Linked DNA regions of Homo sapiens: all the other regions are linked to region 2. The links are chromatin contacts, found by Hi-C in ENCODE. All regions are on one chromosome and are shown on one strand. Each heading gives the region's core, a stretch centred on a gene start or an enhancer-like site at or near the end of the contact. The rest is flanking DNA. Distances are from core to core; before and after follow the strand shown. Region 1 has its middle 700 kb from the start of QKI. Region 2 holds the start of PRKN (parkin RBR E3 ubiquitin protein ligase). Region 3 overlaps PRKN (parkin RBR E3 ubiquitin protein ligase).

Region 1 (2,700 bases), core at 20-2,519, 1.4 Mb before region 2:
AAGCCCCTTTGGTTGGGCTCTCTGCCACTCAGAGGCAGCAGCTTCGTAAGATGTAATGATCATTTATCTACCCACGAGAGTGCATCAGAGAGATAGAACTTAATTTGCATTTGTCATATATTTTCTTGTATATTCAATAATGTATAATATTTTTAAATAAGCTTTATTTTTCCAAATCTTTTTCTATATTCGTGTCTGAAAGCAGACAACTTTAACGTTTCATCGTTATGTTTGCGATTATGACTGTCGAAACAAACTCATATCACAGGGTCTTTTGTAAGACAGACAACACGGTCAGGAGCGCAGTCCTGCATGCCGCACTGGCCTCCTCTCCTACTCACTTACAACCAGGACAACCTCCAGGACCTGTCTACACCTCTGCTGCTCCAGCTGTCACATGGGACTAATAATGTGGACGCCACAGTGTTCTGTGAGATTAGGTAAACTGATGCTCACACAGAGTTTCTCCAGTGCCTGGTGGGTAGTGAAAGAGCCACATGTATCATTATCACCATTGCTGCTGCCGTTGATATGAACCAAAGAGGAAGAAAAAGTGAAGAGTTGGCCCCTTCCCATGAGCGATCATCTAGATAGGGAGATAGATCATTGTTTTCATAAGATAAAAGATGCAAAAACACATGAATTGCAAACTTCGAGGGATTAAAGTGGAAGCCTCCACAAAGGGCCACGATGAGGACCTCGTGGTGAGATGGACAGAGACGCTCCTGGGAGAGGACGAACTGGGTTTACGAAGACTCTAGAAGAACCTAGAGCCTATGAAGGGTTCAGCCTTTAAATTATCCAGAGGGCAGCTTTTCACATTTTCTGAACAAAGCAGGGACAAAAACAAACAAAGTGTTTCAAGAAAATTTAGTTTAATTTTGACGCAGGTGAGGGCACAGAATCCAGAAGGCAAAGAGACCATTAAAGAGACGTCTTCAATGTCCAGGCTGGAAGGACAAGCTCGGTGGACTGGGGCTTGAATACAGCAATGATGATGATGGTAAAACTACCTCTAATTTCTCTCCCCCCTACTTATCCTCAACTAAAAACTAGCATTTTTCACTCCCAAGACTAGATAAAACACAAAAATTGAGAAAATGTTTAATAATGTAATTCTTTTTTAAAAAAAATAAAGTCGGTCAAAGCTCTTCCAACCACAAGAGGGCGTTCCTGGACCCAGCAGTGGAGCCGGGATTGCCCCGGGCATGGACGGAACTTGCACCAGGGCTGCCCACAGGTCACTTGTGCAAGTGGTTACCTGGGTAGTTACAGAAAGGAAACAGTGTCTGGCATTCACCTGCGCTTTGTGACATCATAGAATCTTAAAATCAAGGAGAGCAGCCTTGAGCTCTTATCAAACCTAAGAACATGTAGACTTATGAGAAGCAATTCAGGATTGGGACTTTTTTTGAGTGACTGCCAGGTGTAGGCAAAGCCAGAAAGCCCTGGCAACCCAAAACTGAAGGATCTGGGGCTTTCTTCCTGCAAGCTCTGCTCAGCGAGGGGCTTGTGCTCCTACAAGCTCTTTGCTACATAAGTCAAGCCAAACTTCCATTTCCCGACATGACATGGCCAAATAAGAGAAGGCCAGGTTACCAGAGATTAAAAATAGGACGTTGCTGCAGAGTCCTGGGACCGGCTGGCAAATGACACAGGAACTTTGGGAGCGCATGGACTCAGGCCAAGCGGCCGTCCTCACCCTCGGCCACCTCAGGGCAGGGACGAAGAGTAAGGTTCGCAGGAGTCCTGCCAGGAAAGGGCTGGGAGTCAGGGAAGGGTGGAGAAATCGCTTTCCTATGAGTCAAGGGACAACAGCTGTCACTGCAAAGGGGAGAAGAGCTGGAAAACTGGATCCAACCTTTCATAGAGCAGTGGCAGCTGAGTCGCAACAAACAAGCAGAAACACGAGGCCCTTAAAAAATACAGTAATTCAGGCGACATCAAAGCGGTGATTAGCACAGCTTCCTGGCGGTCTCTTTCTGTTTATTTATGGCACATTACACATTTTCATGCTATTTTCATAAGGTGTTTCTGCTGCCACAGTTCCATATTTGGGTGACAGAGTGTCTGAGACGTACCACAACTATTGGGCAACTCACCCCCAGCCACACTCGAAGTCAATGGCAACCACAAAAACAACAACCTCCCAAAAAAAGAGAAGCAAAAGAGAAAGTGTTCCAAGTGCTTCTTCCAGCAGCACGGGGACGCCCCTCCTCTGGAAGGAGAAGCAAGTGCATGGCCCTGTTGAGAGGGAGGGTGAGGTGGGGTGCAGGGGCAAACTTCGTCTTGATTCATGTTTGTAGACGGGGGAGATCAATGCCGGATTCTCACTGACATCCTGCTTTTCTTGTACCACACAGCCCAGCCTTTGATGGTGGGGATTAGTCCCAAAATTCTGGAGTTCACCACTCCTCCCGCTACACTGGCTTTATTTCAAATCTCTGTTGGTCCATGTCAACATCAGCGATGGGAGTTGAAAGAAGTAAAACAGTGACTCGTGCATTTTTCATTCTTCTCTTTGCTTCTTTCTTTTATAAAAGGTCAGGAGGATGATGAAAAGGAGACCTTTAGGAAGCAACTGCGACGTTCCATCTCATATCCACTAAAGGAGGTGCATTTCCGATTCAGACAAATTTAGTAACCATTTCCTCCAAGTCTGACTGCTCTTTACAATTAGGCTCCTGGAAAAATACATGT
Region 2 (2,700 bases), core at 17-2,516:
ATTGTATTAGTAGCAGAGATATATGAGCTAAAGCTTGTATTGTTTAAAGCACATCATCTTAAAAGGCCTGTCAGGAAACAGTGTTCATATTAAGTTGGCTTTCAGTACTCTAAGAAGATGACATCATTTTGTAAGAGACAAGTGTTGTTAGAGCAAATGCTAGGATATTCTAAAATTTCCTAGGTTGAAGTGAAGAAATTTCTCATTATAGATTATTTCATGAGTTTATGTTCCCGGTTGTATATCAGCTCATGTTAAATTTTGCAAGAGTTTATGATTTCTAAGAACTCACCTTCTATAAGGCCCTTTGCTGAGTGGGGCTAGTTAGGAATTAGTAAGTAAAGGGGATCTTTTTTCCTCGTGTAAATAGCTTAAGAGTAATTTTGGGCGGTCCAGAAACCATAAGTTATCAGGAAGGTGCTTATAAATGGGCAGAGTACATCACTTGCCCAAGATTCTAACAACCTAGCCTGCCCCCCACACACTGTGGGGCACCGTTTGCTACTTGCCAAGTAACTGCCTTTTTTGGCAAAGACCACCCAGGACATGGCTCAGAGTCCATCCTAAGGCTGGCCAACCTCTGTAAATCTCGTGTCCCCTGATTCAGAGCGAGTGCATTTAATTCAGGAAGATCACTTACGACTGAGTTTTTCATCATGGCTTTGACTGTGAAACCCTCAGAAACCAGAGAGTGAGGCTGGTGCACCGGGAGCGGCTGTTGTGCCAGCAGCTTGGTCCTCTTCGGCATCTTGTCTGGGCATTTGTTTAAGCTCAGGGTCTCTTTTTCTGCCACCATCTTCCTAGAAAATGTCTTGTTCTCATAAAAAGTGTAGTAAAAGAATCAGTGGGCTTTACGGATGTGAGCAGGAGGTCTGGAAAAAAATATCAAAAGGCGCGATAATGGTAGAAATTCAACCCCTCGTAGTGCCCAGGTTGATCCAGATGTTTGGCAGCTCCTAGGTGAAGGGAGCTGGACCCTAGGGGCGGGGCGGGAAGAGGGCAGGACCTTGGCTAGAGCTGCAACAAGCTTCCAAAGGTAAGCCTCCCGGTTGCTAAGCGACTGGTCAACACGGCGGGCGCATAGCCCCGCCCCCCGGTGACGTAAGATTGCTGGGCCTGAAGCCGGAAAGGGCGGCGGTGGGGGGCTGGGGGCAGGAGGCGTGAGGAGAAACTACGCGTTAGAACTACGACTCCCAGCAGGCCCTGGGCCGCGCCCTCCGCGCGTGCGCATTCCTAGGGCCGGGCGCGGGGGCGGGGAGGCCTGGAGGATTTAACCCAGGAGAGCCGCTGGTGGGAGGCGCGGCTGGCGCCGCTGCGCGCATGGGCCTGTTCCTGGCCCGCAGCCGCCACCTACCCAGTGACCATGATAGGTACGTGGGTACCTGCCAGGTACAGCCTCTCTGCGCCGCCCCACGCCCCGGTATGGCGCCACGCCCCGCCTCGGCCGACCAGGACCCCCGGTGCCAACTGTCAATGACGGGGCCAAAGTGCCCGTGCCGTCCCCGGCCCGCGCCGCCGGGCTCCCCAGCTCAGCGACGCGGGTCCGGGGCCCCAGTGTGTGCGTTCGAAGCCCTCGCCTGCCCGCCCCTGCTCTGAGCGTTCTCATGAAGACCGCCTCGACGGGGACGCCAGGCGGCCCCGCACCCCCGCTCCTCGTTCGCGGTCCCCCGGACCGTGTGGGGTCCCGAAGCCTTCTCCCCGCCGCCGCCCCTCACCTTCGCCCCGCCGCCGCCCCTCACCTTCGCCCCTCACCTCACTGGCCGGTTGTGGTGCGGTTCAGGACCCATCGAGACCCACTCTCTGTGGGGCTCTTTCAGGAAACCGCAGCAAAGCATTAAACTCTAATGGAAGGCACCTGGTGAGGGTGGCTGGCTCCACAGAAACTCCTCCAGATAGATCTAAACTTGCTCCCTCGGATGTTTCCTTTTAAACTTCTCATTGGAGGGCTGAGATGAAAGAAACATTAAGAGTAAATAGTAGCCAAGATTAAATCTATTGCCTTTTGCAAAATAACCTTTCTTTTTTTTTTTTGTAAAAGAACGACCGAGGTGCAAGTTTGTGAACGAAACTTAGTGGCATCAGAGTTGTTCATGAACACTTGATGTGTAAGATGAGCAAAGGTCCTCTCTTCCAGGGTTGTTGAGCCAAAAGTTACTTTAGGGGCTATCCCTGAAAATTAATGGAAATGCACCATATGTTTGAAAAACAGTGCTAGATGGGGTTTCATTATTGTGGAGGTTTCTCCAGGTTATGTATGGAGGGTTTAGTGAGCTTGTTTATTCCTGAGGAGGGTCCTTTACAAAACACTTTTGATTGCAGTAAGTACGTTCGAAGTCAGATGTGGTCTGTCCAGAAGAAAGATGAGAGGTGGATTTATAAAGTATATGATCTTTATGCACTGAAAACACTTCTTACATCTGTTTATTTGTGAAGTTATTGTTAAAATGTAAACATTCTCCCCATCAGTGGGAGAATCAAGCCAGCTAACTGGCATGGTCTTTGTGGTAAAACAAGAATGTTGTCCAACTTTTCTTCCCTTTCTAGCATGGTCTGACTTTTGGTGAATGACTTGAAAGTTAATCAAATTACGAAAAAAATATTTTTTATGAGTCTTCTTGAGCTCTTTTTAGGTGACATTTACGTAAGATTCACTTGCAAGCACAAGTTTGAACTGAATCAGAAAACCAAGTAGAAGAGATT
Region 3 (2,700 bases), core at 134-2,633, 1.3 Mb after region 2:
TTCTTATCCATTTCCAGCAACTCCCAGACCCCTGGTGAGGGAACCCTCTGTGTCTGCCGACCATGTCTTTGCAGAACAATTCAATCTATCCCGAGAGGCAGCCTCCCAGAGGCAGCAATGGGGAAATGCCAGGCTTCTCAACCTCCGTGTCAGCATTCTTGATATTTGGGGTGGGATAATCCTTTGTCAGGGGGACTGTTCTTTGCATTGTAGGATGTTTAGCAGAGTCTCTGGCCTCTGTCTGCTAGACACCAGTGGCACTCTGTAGTGTGACAGTGAAAAATGTCTCCAGACATTGTCAACTGAGAACTTCTGACATAATGGGAAGGGTAAAAACTTAGGGCCAGGCCAGGCGCAGTGTCTCACACCTGTAATCCCAGCACTTTGGGAGGCCGAGACGGGCGGATCACGAGGTCAGGAGATGGAGAGCATCCTGGCTAACACGGTGAAACCCCGTCTCTACTAAAAATACCAAAAAAAATTAGCCGGGCGTGGTGGTGGGCGCCTGTAGTCCCAGCTACTCAGGAGGCTGAGGCAGGAGAGTAGCATGAACCCGGGAGGTGGAGCTTGCAGTGAGCCGAGATCGCGCCACTGCACTCCAGCCTGGGCGGCAGAGTGAGACTCCGTCAAAAAAAAAAAACAAAAAACAAAACAAAACAAAAAACAAAAAAACCTAGGCCCAAAATACTGATGCTCGAATCTCAGCTCTACTGGGACGACCTTGACCAAGTCTATCTGAGCTCATAGTACCTGCCCCACGAGATTGCTTGCATAATTAAACTCAATGATGTGGTAGCTTTCAGTACATGTTTATTGAAGCCAAATCTCTTATCATCTGTTTTCTTAATTAATGGCAAGAATTACGTTCAGATGCGCAGTAAGCAATAAAAAAAAATCTAGCTTCCTTGTTTCACCAAAGGTACACTTCTAGCTCTTTGGCACAAACCGGTTTAGTTCAGTGTAGATGGAATCGCTCGGAGATCTGGCTTCATCACGGGAGAGAGGACATTTCACTTCTGGTGGTATCTCTCTTGTACCCGTTGAGAGCTGCTCCCACGCAGTTAATGGCGCCCAGATAATTACAGACGGAGCTGCCTTCGGGTTGTAAACAGAGCTTTGGGTGATTGCACACTGCCATTTATCCGGCCTATTTGCATTCGTACTTATTTGCATTTCTACATCTCCCACAGCTGACACTTGTTTTTTCATTTTGTGATTCCAAAGCACTTTTCTGATTACCCTGTGCCTGCTAGGAGTGCTCCCCATCAGGCGAGGGATGCAGCCTCCTTCCCGGCTCTGCCCTCTTGATTTCCTCCATGTTTTTGGAGGGAGGCCAGTTGTTGGGAGACCGCATCTGCCGTGAGCCCGGGACTAATGAGTCATTGTTCTTCTGAGAAGCCCGTTGGCGTCAGCTTCCTTTCAGCTGCGGCATCGCAGGACCTTGTCTGCCTTTTCCTCCGGGTTACACCTGGGACCTGCTGCATTATGTTACTATGACAAGGGTCACCTTACTTTCTCTTTTCGAAAGTGAGATTGACTTTCCTTCTGTTTCTGAAAGAAATGCGACTTAAAATTTGAGTCTGTAGCAATCAGCTTGAGATAGCCTACTCTGAAACTGCTAAAAGAACAGTTTCCATTTAAGAATTTAGCTGCAGTGCTGAGAACATACAACCCCTACCTTTTTAAGCCTCTCATGTGCTTATATTTCTTAAACAAAATGGCTATGTCTATTCCTTGCTTTCAGTAAAAGGCATACTCGTCAGTTTAATAAAATGTATGTTAATTTTCCTAAGCCAATTTACAAGCAGCATTGGTCAAATAGCTACATGCGGGATGATCACCCGAATATCTAATAATGATAGAGCACTTAACGGTTTACTAATTCCTTAACAACATCCATCATCTATTTTTCGATTTTCTTCTCTCTCTCGGTTTCCACATGACCCATGCATTGAAAGATTTAGATTTCCTATTTCGCCGAATTGTACTGTTTTCCCTTCCCTTCTGAGTGAAAGTAAGAAAACCTATGAGTTTAAAGTATGTCTTCTGCCCTACATGCTGTATGTAAAATTTAACAGAATTCAGCCGGGCGCAGTGGCTGATGCCTGTAATCCCAGCACCTTGGGAGGCTAAGGTGGGCGGATTACGAGGTCAAGAGACAGAGACCATCTTGGCCAACATGGTGAAACCCCATCTCTACTAAAAATACAAAAAATAGCTGGGCGTGGTGGTGTGTGCCTGTAGTTCTAGCTCCTCAGGAGGCTGAGGCAGGAGAATCACTTGAACCCAGGAGGCGGAGGTTGCAGTGAGTCGAGATCACGCCATTGCAATCCAGCCTGGAGACAGAGCAAGACTCTGTCTCAAAAAAAAAAAAAAAAAAAAATTAACAGAATTCTCCCTGTAAGTGAATTTGTAAGAAAACAAGAACATTGACTATTCCATTTAATAACAAAACTTCTGGGACAGACCAGCTCCCTCAGTGGATTAGTTAAATGATGTGCAGATTATATTAACCCATGGAATATAGCATCACGGACCCACATACCATCATCCTGACTTAGTACGACTCACACCAGCTCTGTATTTAAACGGATGAGGATAGATGTGGGCTCATATAATTACTGTGTCAATTACAAGGGAAGAATAAACAAATGTTTACCAATCAAGTAGTCACCAGCAACCTGCCTTTGGTAGATATAC

What was found. A loop is a pair of places that touch in the nucleus more often than their neighbours do. Pooled maps may share reads with other maps.
Region 1: a loop to region 2 is called in a map of psoas muscle, with 4 times the contacts of the local background. The contact joins the enhancer-like site here to the promoter of PRKN in region 2. A Hi-C loop is called at or near these places in 1 of 168 maps with a recorded cell type or tissue (psoas muscle) and 5 of 50 pooled maps.
Region 3: a loop to region 2 is called in a map of ascending aorta, with 2.9 times the contacts of the local background. The contact joins the enhancer-like site here to the promoter of PRKN in region 2. A Hi-C loop is called at or near these places in 1 of 168 maps with a recorded cell type or tissue (ascending aorta) and 10 of 50 pooled maps.

What each region holds. Positions count from the first base shown.
Region 1 is chr6:164,108,425-164,111,124 of GRCh38, reverse strand. No RefSeq gene overlaps it. Among named protein-coding and RNA genes, the nearest start is that of QKI, 700 kb to the right of the region's middle. Within about 2 kb of position 1,269, at least 12 of the 41 ENCODE cell types and tissues checked have a DNase peak (open chromatin) inside an H3K27ac peak, as active enhancers do; they include psoas muscle, where a contact is called at or near this core.
Region 2 is chr6:162,726,332-162,729,031 of GRCh38, reverse strand. PRKN (parkin RBR E3 ubiquitin protein ligase) reads left to right here and starts at 1,266. Exons shown (of 12, transcript NM_004562.3): 1 at 1,266-1,370. The coding sequence starts at 1,364. It overlaps PACRG (parkin coregulated), which reads right to left and starts at 1,058. Exons shown (of 5, transcript NM_001080379.2): 1 at 641-1,058. The coding sequence starts at 796. RefSeq lists silencers at 1,438-1,659, 1,149-1,688.
Region 3 is chr6:161,437,899-161,440,598 of GRCh38, reverse strand. All of the region lies in intron 9 of PRKN (parkin RBR E3 ubiquitin protein ligase), which reads left to right. All of the region lies in intron 1 of LOC124901456 (a long non-coding RNA gene), which reads right to left. Among named protein-coding and RNA genes, the nearest start is that of AGPAT4, 170 kb to the right of the region's middle. Within about 2 kb of position 1,383, at least 13 of the 41 ENCODE cell types and tissues checked have a DNase peak (open chromatin) inside an H3K27ac peak, as active enhancers do; they include ascending aorta, where a contact is called at or near this core.